Linked DNA regions of Homo sapiens: region 1 is linked to region 2. A link is a loop called in an ENCODE intact Hi-C map of the cell type or tissue named here. Cell type or tissue: Caco-2. All regions are shown on one strand. Links, peaks and the distances in the headings refer to the core of each region. The heading gives the core; the rest is flanking DNA.

The links. A loop is a pair of places that touch in the nucleus more often than their neighbours do. Peaks named below come from ENCODE experiments on the same cell type or tissue, not always from the same donor. Only the 100,000 strongest peaks of a DNase experiment are listed, where the experiment ranks them.
Region 1: it touches region 2 in a loop (22-fold over the local background); 42 of 110 quality-filtered maps call a loop at or near these places.

The regions. Positions count from the first base shown.
Region 1 is chr3:46,376,141-46,389,338 of GRCh38, forward strand. All of the region lies in intron 2 of CCR5AS (CCR5 antisense RNA), which reads right to left. CCR5 (C-C motif chemokine receptor 5) reads left to right here. Exons shown (of 2, transcript NM_001394783.1): 2 at 1-66. Among named protein-coding and RNA genes, the nearest start is that of CCR5, 12 kb to the left of the region's middle. RefSeq lists a silencer at 2,366-2,475 and an enhancer at 4,087-4,588. In Caco-2, for the core only: a CTCF peak has its summit at 2,414 (motif pointing left); a DNase peak (open chromatin) is centred at 2,421.
Region 2 is chr3:45,941,054-45,943,553 of GRCh38, forward strand. The region is part of intron 14 of FYCO1 (FYVE and coiled-coil domain autophagy adaptor 1); the gene reads right to left. CXCR6 (C-X-C motif chemokine receptor 6) reads left to right here and starts at 2,411. Exons shown (of 2, transcript NM_006564.2): 1 at 2,411-2,487. In Caco-2, for the core only: no CTCF peak of the experiment used is centred there; no DNase peak of the experiment used is centred there.

The sequences.
Region 1 (13,198 bases), core at 1,162-3,661, 440 kb after region 2:
GTATGTGAAAGTTACAAATTGCTTGAAAGAAAATATGCATCTAATAAAAAACACCTTCTAAAATAATTCATTATATTCTTGCTCTTTCAGTCAAGTGTACATTTAGAGAATAGCACATAAAACTGCCAGAGCATTTTATAAGCAGCTGTTTTCTTCCTTAGTGTGTGTGCATGTGTGTGTGATGTATACAAAGAGAGAGATAATTGTATTTTTGTATTTTCTTTTAAATAATTTTTAAAATTGACCCTTTTCCTGAGACAAATTGCCAGAATAGTTTGTATTTAGAGATGGTACCTCTAAGAGTAAGGTTGCTGGTTGCTGAGCAATTGACTTGAAAACTTTTAAAATTCAAATTTTAATTCCACTACTCAAAAGAATTGCCATGTTTTAAAAAAGAGAATTGGTGCCATAAGTTAGTTGTCTATGTTTGAAAATGAAGAAGATATGCAACGTCATGGCCTGGTCACTTACCCGCAGCCCTGAGTTGTAGGCACATCATATGTGAGAATGAGGATGCTTTTCTTTCATTTAAAATCCCTCCCCAAAACTTGGCTCTAATTGCAGTCATGACAATCATGTACATTTGGATTTATGTGCACGAGTCTCTTACCCTGAGAGAGGACAGGTGCTACAGGTGGAGGGGACCCGTCTGGGTCACGTTCACATTTTGAACATGCTGGTTTTCAGTCACTGCACACTCATCTCCCAGCACAGGTCATGGGCAGCAGATGCAAAAGCTGCCCGTGGTCCTATTTGGAGGTGCATGAAATGAGCAGAAGACAGAACAGCTTGATCTGACTAGAAGGGCAGCTTGTCCCTACCAAGACTTGAAGGATTGCCTTTCATCTGTTAGGGTAAAAGGTAGAATGAACCAAGGAAGGGCAGGAGGGGGCTGGGGTTAGGGTAGAAGGAAGGGGCCATGGAGAAGGGAGATCCATCCCATAGGAGGAAGGCAGTGCGGCAGGGAGGTTTGAAGGTATCAGCTTTTGTGGCTGACATACATGCAGTCATGTCAATTGCTCGTTTTTCCTTTTCCATCTTATTAAATGTCTTCCAACGTTAGCACGAAGAAAAGCTATTTGCAGTGTTGCCAGCCTTTCCAGAGCCCGTCCCCATTACCTCCCCAGGCCCATGCCTTTACTCCTTGGAGTTTCAACTCACGACCTTCAGGATCTGACTTTATTCACCAACTCTGGGGTGAACGTACCTTCTGTCTCCACCCAGAGGTCTCTATCAAAGAGGAGATTGCATGCCATGGATAAAGTCAAAGTAGAGGTGACTGTCCTTAGGAAGAGTAATGTGAAAATTCATAAACTGGGATTCTGTTTACATTTTGTACTCCAGGGGTTCTTAGTTTAAATCGCTCTGAATAAATTAAGATGCAATGGCATTTCAACTGTTATGATTAAATTTACAAATCATTTATTTTCTATCACGGGGAGAGATAGAGCTCCAAATGCAAACATAACTGCTCAAGTGTTAACACTTATAATGAAAACATAAGAATTACCACCAACTACCCTGGGGGCTAGAAGCAGAAATGTGAACCAGAAAACAAATCATGAACTTTCCTTTTTTTTTTTGAGATGGAGTCTCGCTCTGTTGCCCAGGCTGGAGTGCAATGGTGCGATCTCGGCTCACTGCAACCACTGCCTCCCGGGTTCAAGCAATTCTCCTGCCTCAGCCTCCTGAGTAGCTGGGACTACAGGCATGCACCACCACGCCTGGGTAATTTTTTGTATTTTTAGTAGAGACAGGGTTTCACCGTATTAGCCAGGATGCTCTCGATCTCCTGACCTCGTGATCTGCCCGCCTCGGCCTCCCACCGAAGTGCTGGGATTACAGGCATGAGCCACTGTGCCCGGCCAACAAATCATGAACTTTCTAACTGCAGTTCCTTGTAGCTTGTTAACACATCCACTTACTTATTGTCAGAGTACGTGGAGATTTTCCACAACCCTCGGGGATAAGGCTGAACAGAAGAGGCAAAAACGTGAAAACATTTCGATAGCTCCTATACTTTGAAATAAAATTCACTGTAAAAGTTGCTTGTATTTTTCCAAAACAGAGTCAACCCTTAATATTTAAGATTCTGTATACAAATACATATTTTTATATAATTAATATATATTGTCATATGACATATATCTTTATATTAATATGCATGCATATAATATATATTTCCTTCCTAATTTTCTATAAGCAATTTTACAAGACTGACTTCTATTTGCCTCCTTATTGTTACTACGTGGTTTGATAATCCGTTTTGTGTCATTGTGATTCTGTCATGTTTTGGGGACTTATTTTTGTTTCTCTGGGTGGTCACTAGTTTTTTTAAAGCATTCATGGAAGAGTGTGAATCTTTTACAAGCTAGGAAGCCATGGCAAGCCTTGGGTCATACTGCCCCCGCGAGGCCACATTGGCAAACCAGCAAGGGTGTTCAACTTCCAGACTTGGCCATGGAGAAGACACACGAGGAGGCTTTTCACATTCAGCTCTTTAATGTTTGTCTCTGCCGGCACCATCCCAGTTGTGAAAAAGAGGTATTTCCACAGCGGCTCAGGGTAGGTAGTGCACAGCTCACATTCATCATTTCTGAAAACCGAGAGGAGTCTCCATTCGGGGTACAGGTTGATGCCTGTCGTGGAATGAAGGTTCCAACACCCAGACCAATCTCTGCAGTGTGCTGCTCTCATGAGCTTGCAACAAGATCAGAAAATGTTTTGTGACTAAGCATTTTTCATATTGCATAAAATGCTTCAAGCTCCTCCCTTGTTTCTCTCTATAATCCTGTATATCTGATGATTGTGGGTACCAAGTGTTTGAAATAATCAAATGTGATTTGATGTTGGTAAATTTCTTTTTTTTTTTTTTTTTACTTCTATTTTTTTTATTATACTTTAAGTTTTAGGGTACATGTGCACATTGTGCAGGTTAGTTACATATGTATACATGTGCCATGCTGGTGCGCTGCACCCACTAACTCGTCATCTAGCATTAGGTATATCTCCCAATGCTATCCCTCCCCCCTCCCCCCACCCCACCACAGTCCCCAAAGTGTGATATTCCCCTTCCTATGTCCATGTGATCTCATTGTTCAATTCCCACCTATGAGTGAGAATATGCGGTGTTTGGTTTTTTGTTCTTGCGATAGTTTACTGAGAATGATGGTTTCCAATTTCATCCATGTCCCTACAAAGGACATGAACATAGCAAAGACTTGGAACCAACCCAAATGTCCAACAATGATAGACTGGATTAAGAAAATGTGGCACATATACACCATGGTAAATTTCTTTATCATTCGCACTCTCCTTTCTCTATTATTGTTATTGTAACTGAACCGCAGATTAGTCACTCATTGCTTGCAGAATCCAATTAACAAGAGCGAGGTCAGATATAAAGAAAATGATTTATTCCAAACCTCCTTCAGGGAAGAGGTGCAGCCTCCTGCCTCTAAATGCACTGCTTCGCCAGGCGTGGTGGCTCACACCTGTAATCCCAGCACTTTGGGAGACCGAGGAGGGCAGATCACTTAAGGTCAGGAGTTCAAGACCGGCCTGGCCAATATAGTGAAACCCCTGCCTCTACTAAAAATACAAAAAATTAGCCAGACGTGGTGGCGGGTGCTTGTAATCCCAGCTACTCGGGAGGCTGAGGCAGGAGAATCGCTTGAACCTGGGAGGTGGAAGTTGCAGTGAGCTGACATCTAGCCACTGCACTCCAGCCTGGGTGACAGAGTGAGACTCTGTCTCAAAATAAATAAATAAATAAATAAATAAATAAATAAATAAATAGTAAATGCACTGCTTTGCTTTTGGAGCAGAAAGCAGGCACTTTGAAAAGGCAGGGGAGGAAGTGAGCAAGGGCAGGGGGTCTGCACACTGGCATGGTGCCTGATCTATCCAGGCAGTTGAATTGGCACTTTCATAGGCAGAAATAAGTTGAAAAAGTGGCCTAAAACTCTCTAGGTGGGAGTGGATAGTGGGCATGCCTTCAACCTGCCTTTCTGGAGGGTGAGTTCCATGGCAACCCCCTGAAGGGTGAGAGTTCCATGGAGATCATGCTTTGGTCTGTAAATCAGCTGTTAACTCTCTAGAAAGTTCTGTCTTGGAGCATATAGTTAGATGAACTTGCCCTGTAAAGAATGTCTGGTGAAGGGGAAGTAAAAGGTGAGATTTGCATTTCTAAAGGGCTAAGTAGAAAGTGGGGTACAAGAGGAAAGGAGAAAAGAGAAAATAATTTAAAAAATAATTGTAACTTATTCCCTTTTACTTAGAAAAAAGGGAATACTCAGTTACATTATCACCTCGTTTACATCAAACCCTCTTATGGAATCCTATGGTTTGAAAACAAAAAGGTTGTTGAGGACCAGTGAGCCCAACCCCTTTGCTTTATAAATGAAGAGCATTGCCTGCCCTAAGCCCCAGAGACTCTGATGTCGTGGGTCTGGAGTGGGCTCCAACAGCGGCATGTTTTGATGGTGCTTCCCAGTGGCACGCCAGCGATGAGCCTTTGAGTAGGGAAAGTAGGAGCACTCGTGACTCCCTTCACGATCAGCACCTGTGTGCTAATAAATTCACAAAAGCCAACATATTGGAGTCACTCAGGGAGTTTTACAAATAGTGAGGTTAAATCCAACCTCAAATAGTTCTGATTCGATCTGCCTGCATTGCTGCCCTGTGGTTCCCCACTGTAGAAGCTCCCCAGGTGATTCTAAGTGTAGCCAAGTCTGAGAAATACTGCCTAAAGCCTGTTGGACTGACAGCAAGGGCTGTTGTCTGAGCAAGACTTTGCCTGGCCTGGGGTGGCATGTGCACCAGGAAGAGTCTCAACTTTCATAACAGAACATTCCCCAAGCTGGTTTTTTTAAAGCATGTGAATCTAGACTTCATTGGCAATACCAAAGATCTGTATTTGAGGCTCCAAGTATTTCACTTTCATTTTTGGTTTTGGGTTATGTTTTCACCCTTCCTTTCCAAGTGAAAAGTAAACAGAAGTGGGATGTCTGGCGCCCATGCTGAGCTTGGCAACTTCAAATTCAATAGAGAAGAAGTCTCTTGTATAGAAAAGGGCCTGTCTGAGATGTTTCTCAAATAAATATAGATTTTGCTTATGTGGCTAAAGGATTCTTCTCCCCCCATTTCCTTATCCCTGCAGTGAGCCATCCTTCTTAACTCTTTCCATGAAAGCATTATTCCTGAAGAACTGGGAACTCATGCCAGCCCTGATCAGGCAATGATAATTCTGCAGAGAATTAGAATTTAGATTTAAATTGTCAACTCTTATACATCCTGGCATATGGTTTAAACACATGTACACACACACAAACACCTCCTACTATTTACTGAAGAGCAGATATCTGATAACTTAATCTTTTTGGTTTTGAGTCAAGACAATTCCTCCTTTTGAAACTGCATACCGCTGAATATAATAAAATGTAATTAAGATTAAAAATAAGAAACTAATGGGAGAATTTCAATATTGTCTATGTTCACTTTAAAATTCCTCTACTTAGGTTTACTGCCATTACCAAAGACTATTCAAAAATCCTTTTTAGGAGAATCCTAATGGTTTCCTGACATATAATCAAATAAGGACTCTGTTGATTGGCTAACTCAATCTTCCTGTGCCAAAAAGCAGAGCCCAGCAGAGAAGAGGGCAGGGACTTGAAAGTCAGACTGACTCGAGTTCCAGCCTTGGGGCTGTGGGAGCTTGGGCAAGTGACTTAACGTCTCTGGCTCTCAGGATCTAAAAGGATTTCCAGTAGTAATTTGGGGTGTTACTGATACAGGAGCTAAAAAGAAATTATTTAGGTGGTTAGTGAGGGTCAGAGAGTCCTCGGTAAGATTTGCCTTTTAACAAAAAGCAGCCCCAAAATCATTTGTTTGCTAACAAAGAGAAGCCTGTAAAATTGAGCTGCAGACATAGATAAGCAAGCTGGAAGCTTGCACGGGTGAATGCCGGCAGCTGTGCCAATAGGAAAAGGCTATCTGGGGGCCAGGCATGTTCAACATGGATTCTCCATCTTCCCTTTTCTTTGTCAACCAAGTGTACAGTAAAGGAACAGGCAACATGGCACGGGCCAGGTAGAGAACCCTTCTGCATAATAAAAGATTAGGGTGAGATGGCCAGCTTCTTCCCGTGCTATGTAAATGGCATACCTGGTCCAACCAGTCTTTTGGGCCCTGTGTAAATCAGACACCGCCTCCTCAAGTTAGTCTATAAAACCCCATGCATTTTACCGTGAAACTGGGAGATCCACTCGGAACCCCCTCCTGCACGAGAGACCTTTTCTCTTTTGCCTATTACACTTCCGCTCTTAAACTCACTGCTCATGTGTTAGCATCCTTGATTTCCTTGGCATGAGGCAACGAACCTTGTGTATTACCCCATACAAATGATGCTGCTTCATTACTAATAGCAACCTGACAGGGTTGTGTTGGGGTATAAATTATCTAGACCAGGGAGATCCAATATAATTTTTTTGTAATGACGGGAATGCTTTGTATCTGCATCATCCAAAATGGTAGCCACCAGGCCAGGGTGAAATGTGGCCAGTGTGACTGAGGAACTGAATGTTTTCCATGATTTAATTTAAATGTGGCCAATGGCTACTGTAGGAGACAGTGTGAGTCTGGCATATTATAAATAATAAATATTAATATAATTTGAACTTTGGCATCAGTGTTTCCTAGATTTGAATTACTATGCAAGTTGCTTACTGTTTCCAAGCCTCAGCTTTCTAATCTGTAATTGGGGCTAATAATAGTATCTGCCTTACAGGTTTGTTCAGAGGATAAATGAGAAATTGCATGTTGAGGGCTTAACACAGTGCCTGGCACATAAAAGCTCTGGTAACAGTTAGCCACTTTAATAATTTGCTAATAATGGCTATTTCTTCTTCAGATTAGGATGTGCTCCCCCAAACAGTGCACTTAGACATAGCGGGCAATCCAGCTCACTCTCTGCAGTGAGAGAGAAGCACTGGCCGACCAGAGTCAGCCAGGGGCTCATGGGTATGAAATCAACAGCATGATTTTGTAAGTAATGGATGGAAAGGGCCTCACAACTTTATGGCACTGTGTTCAATTTGCTTGGTCTTCTGTAGCTCCTTTTGAAAGCCTTTTAGGGTGGATTAACCTGCTACCAATAATTCTGGTCAGATGTAGACTCCATAGCTCAAAGCAAACTGAGAGAGTGAGGGCAGCAGGCCAATTCCCCACCCCTTCCTTCTGGACTCTGACAGAAGCTTACACTCAAGGAAGAGCAAGTAGGAATTAACGTGTTAAGAGCTAGGTAAGCAAAACCCAATGAGAAGTTCTGGCAAAGCCCCATGGGCAGGGGTGGCTTAGGCACAGGAAACAAGTAGGATTTCATACCACGCGCCTCAGTCTACTTCCGGGGCCCTCATCCTCAGCTGTGCCTATGCAAAGGAGAGCAACCAATAAACCCCACCGCCACTCTCCTACTGTGGAGGCCAGGGATGGCCAGGGGTAAGAGAGGGATGGGAAGTGTTTCCTCCAGCCGTCCTCTGAGAAGGAGAGGAAACTGGGCAGAGCTTCTGTCCTCCTTCAAGCAGAAACAGAAACAAAAGAAACCCCTAAGGGGGTTCTTACTTCCCCTCTAGTTCAGTTGTGCACTAACCATCTGCAGCTCAACATTCAGCATTCATTCATTGATTCAGCAAACATTGAAGGAGGGCCAGCTATGTGCCAGATGCCAACTCATGCCATGAAAGAGAGTCCCTGTCCTTATGAAATTCACTATTTAGAGAGAAAAGCAAGCAAAAAGGCAAAGTTTGAAAAGTACTGTTGAAGTGGCATCATTGTCTGGGGTGAATACCTGAGGTTTGTGGTCTCACGCCAAGGGAATCAAGGACTCAGGCACACAAGAAGTGAGTTTAAGAGCAGAGGTTTAATAGGCAAAAGAAAGAGAAAAAAGAATAGCTCTCTTGCCTGCACAGAGAGAGGGGCACCTGAGTGGATCTTCCTGTTTTGTGGTGAAATGCAAGGCATTTTATAGACGAGCTTGAGGAAGTGGTGTCTGATTTACTTAGGACCCGAGAGATTGGTCAGACCAGGTGTGATGTTTACATAGCATACAAAGAAGCTGGCCATCCCATCCTAATCTTTTATTACGCAGACGGGGTCTATACCTGGCTGGTGCCATGTTGTCTGTTCCTTACTGTACACGTGGTTGACAAAGAAAAGGGAAGATGAAGAATCCATGTTGAACATGCCTGGCCCCCAGATAGTCTTTTCCTATTGGCACAGCTGCCGGCATTCACTCTTGCAAGCTTCCAGATTGCTTATCTATGTCTGCAGCCCAATTTTACAGGTTGCTCTTTGCTAGAAAAGAAATGATTTGGGGGCTGCTTTTCATTAAAAGGAAAACCTTACCAAGGTTAAAAAGAAAAAAATTTCTTTTTAATGCCTATGTTACTGTGAACAGTGTCGGGATAAGGCTCTGAGAGCCAGATGAGGATGAGTTATCCAATCCAAGGATGGGGGTCTGGAGGAAAAAATCCTAGAGAGCATTGCTGCAGTTGAATAAGGATTAGTTAGAAGCTACTGAGTGGAGCATAGGAGTAGGAACTCTTATGCAAATGTGCAGAGGTGAAATAAAGCAAGGTATAGTCCAGGTGCCTAAAGTAGCACAGCTGACTTGAGATAGATGATAGATAGGTAGATAGATGGATAGGGTACATAGATGATAGATAGATAGATAGATAGATAGATAGATAGATAGATAGATAGATAGATAGATAGACAGACAGACAGACACTGGTGTGAGTGTGGGTGTGTGTGTCTGGCTGCGTGCATGCATTCCTCCTGCAGGAGATCAGGAGCAGTGGGCAGTATGGAGTGACAAGAAGATTGGGAGGTACTCCTTCTAGCCCTCCCCTCTGCTCTGCCCTCCACTGGAGCAGAAGCAAAGCATATGGTGAAGGGGAACAAGGAGTCTCCCCAGCACAGTACCCGAGTGCATTAGCTATTTATCACTCCACAGTCCCCATTCACGTGTTAATTCAGCATTTATTGAATGCTTACTGTTTGCAATGTCTATGTCAAGCTGTCAAGTGTAGTTTTTATTCTACAGGCCACAGGCACCCCCTAACTGTGTTAAACAAGATGGTAGTATTGAGACAGGAATAATAAGGGTGGTCACAGGAGAATGGAAGATTCCAGGCAGCAGTTTGACTAGTAAAAAAGGAAACTGTTGAAATAGCTGCATAATCCAGGGGTCAATAAGAACCTGAGAACCAGGGTGTGAGCCAAGGCTGGTTAAAAGCAACTGGATCCAATATGGTGCTGAGTTTCTCCTAGGTTTTGCCTGGAACCTCATTATATGCTCAATAACATACCAAATCACACACCCACCAGGGCCATTCCATTTCCTGGAACACTCATGTTTGGTGTAAAAATGGGTGGCACCACAGCTCTGAGAAATCTTTACCTTTTTCAGGAAACTTCATGAATATTCCATCCTTTGGTTAAAGAAACCCATAATGTAGAAGCCCCAAACCCTACTGGGCGCAACTCTCTCTCTCTTGAGTATGCCTGCACTTCCCTTTATTATTTATTTATTTATTTATTATTTATTTATTTATTTTTTAGATGGAGTCTGGTTCTGTCACCCAGGCTGGAGTGCAGTGGCGCAGTCTCAGCTCACTGCAAGCTCTGCCTCCAGGGTTCAGGCCATTCTCCTGCCTCAGCCTCCTGAGCAGCAGGGACTACAGGCGCCCACCACAACGCCTAGCTAATTTTTTGTATTTTCAGTAGAGATGGGGTTTCACCATATTTTATTTTATTTTTGAGACAGGGTCTCACTTTGTTGGCTCGCTGCAACCTCTGCCTCCCAGGCTCAAGCAATCCTCCAACCTCAGCCCCCCAAGTAGCTGGGAGGACAGACGTGCACCACCACACCTGGCTAATATTTTGTATTTTTTTTTGTAGAGACAGGGTCTTGCCATGTTCCCCAGGCTGGTCTTGAACTCCTGGACTCAGGTGATCAGCCTGCCTCCACCTTCCAAAGTGCTAGGATTACAGGAATGAGCCACCCCACCCGACCACACTCCCATTTCTTGAGTGTGTGCATTTTGCTCTGCAATAAATCTCTCTACTTTCACTTTTCTCTGACTCGTCCTTGAATTCCTTCTTGTGACAGCGTCAACAGCCTGGACACCAGGTGCAGTCAACGTCTCACCAGTGTTTAGGGACCTCCCCTAATCCACTGGTATCAGCATGATCAGACTTGCTTTTTCAGAAAAAGCCTTCTGTCCATAGACCAAAGGGAAGTGACTCAGAGAAGGGGCAGGAGGAATCACAAGCTCCCTGCCTGACCAGGCCTGGACTATGGCAGAGACAGTGAGATGGTGAGAAAGCAAGGGTAGACAGCCAGCCAAATCCAGAATATAGAAAGTTCTACAGGAAAAGGTGGGGCCAAGGTGGGACAGGGGGAAAGGAATTGTTGCACATTAACAGTGCAATGCAGAGCACTGGTCTTGTTTATGTCCAGGTTAGAACAAACCAATGAGAAAGCACATCTTTGAGAAAACTGGAGAAATTTGAACACTGACTAGATATAATATTATGTTAATTATGCTTTAATTTGGGGTACAATAATGCTTTTGTAGCTATTTCTAAAGAGTCCTTATCTCTTAAGGATACACTCTAAAATACTAGTGGATTAAGTTATATGATGTTTAGACTCTTTTTAAAATAATCCAGTGGGGTGAGAGGCAGAGGGAAGGGAGAGGAGCATAGAGGAAACAGTGTTGGTCATATGTTTGTAATTGTTAAAACTGAGTGATGGGAATATGGAGATTTAACATATTAATACTATTTTCTGCCCATGTAATATTTGAATATTTTCATAATAAAATTGAGAGAGAGATAAAGAAAGAAAAGAGAAAAGAAGAGAAGAGAGAAGAGATAAGGGAAGTGGAGGAAAAAGAGCTTTCTTCAAGGACCATTGTGGTGGACACAAATGAAAGATACCCCCTTCCTACTATGAATTCTAAGTGTGTACTACCCAAGATGAGTCAATCGGATCCTAGCTTCCAGAAATCGTGAGCATGATGCAGCCCTACAGACGCAGTGCCCTGGAAAGGAGACCCATGACCATCCAAGGAAGATGTCCCATCACAGAACTGCCCTGGGTCATGTGTTTTCCAAGTCCACATGTCCGGTAGTTCCTTCTTTCCTATGACCAATGCCACCAGTCTTCCAGCACTGTCCTTTATTGCTAGGCAAACCTGAGCCATCCTCTTCTTCTTGCAACTTGTGCCTGAAGTAACATGGACACAAAGTCCCCACTTTTCCCACATTCTCAGAATGAAGTAGTTCTCCCTCCACACTTTAGGTGCTAGAGGCAAGTGGATTGCTTGAGCTCAAGAGTTCAAGACCAGCCTGAGCAACATGGCAAAACCCCGTCTCTACAAAAAATACAAAAATTAACTGGGGGTGGTGGTGTGCACCTGCAGTCCCAGCTACTCAGGAGGCAGAGAAGGAGGATTTCTTGAGCCCTGAAGGTGGTTGTGTTACGTGCATTCATGTTAAGAGACCACCAAACAGGCTTTGTGTGAGCAATTAAGCTTTTTAATCATGTGGGTGCAGGCAGACTGAGTCTGAAAAAAGAGTCAGCAAAGGGAGATAGGGATGGGGCGGTTTTATAGGATTTGTGTAGGTAGTGGAAAATTACAGTTAAAGGGGGTTGTCCTCTTGCGGGTACAGGCGGGGGTCACAAGGTGCTCAGTGGGGAGCTCCTGAGATTTATTGTCCAGGAGAAGGAATGTCACAAGGTCAACTGATCAGTTAGGGTGGGGCAGGAACAAATTACAATGGTGGAATGTCATCAGTTAAGGCAGGAACTGGGTATTTTCACTTCTTTGTGGTTCTTCAGTTGCTTCAGGCCATCTGGATGTATAAGCGCAGGTCACAGGGGATATGATGGCTTAGCTCGGGCTCAGAGGCCTGACATTCCTGTCTTCTTATATTAATAAGAAAAACAAAACAAAATAGTGATGAAATGTTGGGGCAGCGAAAATTTTTGGGGGTGGTATGGAGAGATAATGGGTGATGTTTCTCAGGGCTGCTTCAAGCAGGATTAGGGGTGACACAGGAACCTAGAGAGTGGGAGAGATTAAACTGAAGAAAGATTTTGTGGTAAGGGGTGATATTGTGGGGTTGTTAGAAAGAGCAATTCTCATATAGAATGATTGGTAATGGCCTGGATGCAGTTTTGTATGAATTGAGAAACTAAACGGAAGACACAAGGTCTGAATAAGAGAAGGAGAAAAACAGGCATTAAAGGACTAAGAACTGGGAGGACCCAGGACATCCAATTAGAGAGTGCCCAAGGGGGTTCAGCATAATTATTTGCTTGGTTGGTGAGTTTTTGGTCTCCATCCTTGAGTTTTTTTTATGTTGTCATATGCCAGGCCAGATTGATTTAGGTAAAAACAACACTCTTCATTTAAAAATATACAGAGTTCTCCTTTCTCAGCAGTGAGTAAGTCAAGGCCTCAGCAGTTTTGGAGGAAAGAGAAATGCAAAGGAAGCAATTGTTTGTTAAGAAGGATTAGAAATGGCTAGGAGAGAGTGAGTGAGATTGATAGTGTGGTGGAGATAGCTGAGGAGAGGTAGAGGGTGGCATAAGAATGGGAACGAGAATAAGAGTGAGTATAAAAGTAAAGAATAGAACTTCATCAGGGTGAAAGTATTGGAGGGTGCCCTGTCAGCAAAGATCATCTGTCCACTCCAAGAGGGAGTCAAGAGTGGCGGATTGGGGATAGTACCAGGAGATATCCACTATGATGGTTTGGAGGAAAAGTGTAAACTGGCAGTGTAAACAGGGGCAGGGCATTTATGAGTCATTGAGAATGGTGAATAGGAGTATGACTAGACAGAAGATAGTGGAGATGACAAATTTTGGGGGCACAGTCCAAATAGTGGGGGTGACTGCGTAGAGCTCTGTTGCAAAAAGTAGGGTAAGGATAAATAGACTTAATAGAATGAAGAGATGTATTAGGCTCATAAGGGTTATTATTGTTCTTCAGAAATGCGAGTGAGTTTAAGGGAAGTAGGGGTGAGTACTTGCGACTTCCAGAAGGAAGAGGAGAGATCAGGCTGGCTGTCTGATGGGCACAGCTTTATTCTGGAACAGTGAATCCAATGGGGAGGGTCGTGCAGA
Region 2 (2,500 bases), core at 1-2,500:
TGGTGACTTGCAGGGGTACAGGTCTGCCGGCTATGTTGCCCAGGCTGGCCTCAAACTCCTGGCTTCAATGATCCTCTCATCTTAGCCTCTTGAGTACTGGGACTATAAGTGCCCACTGCCACGCCTGGCTGGTTAGGCTACTTTTCTGTGGATCACAGCCCATCATCCACCAATGCCTTGCCAACAACTGTAAATGTCTCATCCCTGAATCCTGGAACTGATAACAGCTCTGCCAGGTCTTCAGGTAAGGAGAGCAGGCCAACAGTCTGACTTCCAAGATAAATCTGCAGCAGGTATGTCTGCCACTTCCTTTTTACTCTTCCCTCAATTTTATTTAGAAAATGTTTAGGTATTTCTGGGGAAATCTAAGACATATATGATTGGGTTCCCACCCTTAGGAAGTTCAAAGTTTTGTTTCAAATAAAAGTAATGCCCTTAAAACAATTAACACTATAAATTGGCAGATAGTAAACGGCATTTTGTAAAGTGATTAAAATAAAATTTTAGCCCCAAACCTGCAAGTGGCTCAGCTCCTCAAATTTAGGTGAAAGTCTTTTGTACTATAGAGAAGTTTCTATTAAAGAATGGCCACGATAAACAAGCCATGCTTTCTCAAATACACATATCCCCATATTGACATGTACACACAGTCATGGAGGGCCCCAGGTGCTGGCTTGTTTTTCCCCATGGAGTAGAAAGGCTTGCTGAGAAAAGCATGGCCAAGGGTGCTTGACAAGGCTCAGGCCATTCTAACACTGCCCTATGGACCTGTCTTGAATGGCATGGTTGGTTGTCCCTGGGTAAAACTCAGCTCTCAAAGCTTAAAGATTCCTAAATGTCAGGCAGGGTTACATTAAATTGCCACCCTGCCTTGAAAGTTCTCTTTCAGGAAGACAGGTGCATATTTGGCTCAGTCTGTTCCTTTATTCATTTGTCCACCATTCCCTACATCCATCTGTCCATCGGTATGTAGTCTATGCGGCCTCATGGTTCATGCCCATAAGGAACACCTCACTCATTTGTACCAGTTTGGTAGAAAGGACAGTCTGAACGAATTCATTCAAAAAGGCCTGCAAACCTACTAGAGGTCTTCAGATCTTTTATCAGGGCCCCCTGGCACAGCTCCATACTCAGAGCAGGGCAGGAAGCACTGGCTTTGCAGCCTGACAGTCCTGGGTGACTGCCAGGGATGTGTGTTCTTGGGCAAGTGGGCTAATCTCTCTAATCTTCTGTTTGCCTATCTGTACGTGACTAGGATTAGATGGCTGTACATAGAAGCATCCAGCATAGGGCCAGGCTTGCGGTAGAAATGAGTGTTAGTCTCTGGATCCTGAGGCTGCTCCTGGTCCCTGCTCCCAATGCTTGACATTTGCCCTTAGGAAGAGCCACATGAGAAGGTTTGCCTAGCAGGTGGGAGAGAGCAACAGCATTGGAGAGAAGCAGCCTGAATGGGAGTGCAGAGCCAGAGAAGGCAGGCCAGGCACCTCCACAAGAAGGCAGCTGCTTCTGGGAAAGCAGACATCGAGTCCATGCCTCTCCCTAGTACCCTCTCCACTACAAGGCACTGGGGCATGTGACCCAGGCTGACATGCCTCCAATTCCTGCCTTCCAGCGTTATTTCCCAGAAGGGTCAGTAATGTTAGATCATGGAGACTGACAACTAGAACTGTACTGAGATCAAAGTAGTCAACATCTGGGGAATTCCAGGAGTACAGAGGGCAGCCCAAGGAAACCAGATGATTCCAGCCAGCCTACGCAGGGTGGGTGGGCACTGCCTGCTGAGTGCCTGAGTGGTGTGGGCTTAGGAGGTGGGGCTGCACCAGGCCCTCTGGCAGACCCATCATCATGCTGTTGATTGGTCTGGTAATGACAGATACCTGAGTGTGTATCTTCGATTTTCCAGTTTCTAGCTGTGTGCACCAGGGCTTGTTATTTTGGCTATGGTCCTCAGTGTTCTCATCTATAAAGGCAGGATAATATCCACTGCAGGGCTGCTATGGGGCTTAACAGCTATCACATATGCTGGAGCTGCATATGCACGCAGAACCCAGCCCATACCATGGACTCAGCATTGGCCCAGACCCTAACTGTTCCAAAAAGATGTCTGACTAGTGAATTAAGTAATTTTAAGGTACAAATGCCACCATCTTCGGTGGATGGCCAGAGCCAAACCTCCTTATTGTTCCCCTTTAGTTTACGAATAAAGCTCGTCAGGCCCTGACAGAAGAATCAGCCCCAAAGCAGAATGAAGGGAGTGTGGGGTATCAGTCACCCATCCATCTCTGACCCACGCGTTACACAGGGGCGGGTTGGTCATATGGATTCTGATCTGAAGGACGGGAGTAGGGGGTGGGTCTCTTATAGTAACCAGCTGAGGGCTCTTAAAAAATGTTCAGCGGAAACATGAACCACATCACAGAAGTAGAGGCAGACCTTGCTTCATGAGCAAGCTCATCTCTGGAACAAACTGGCAAAGCATCTCTGCTGGTGAGTCATTTGT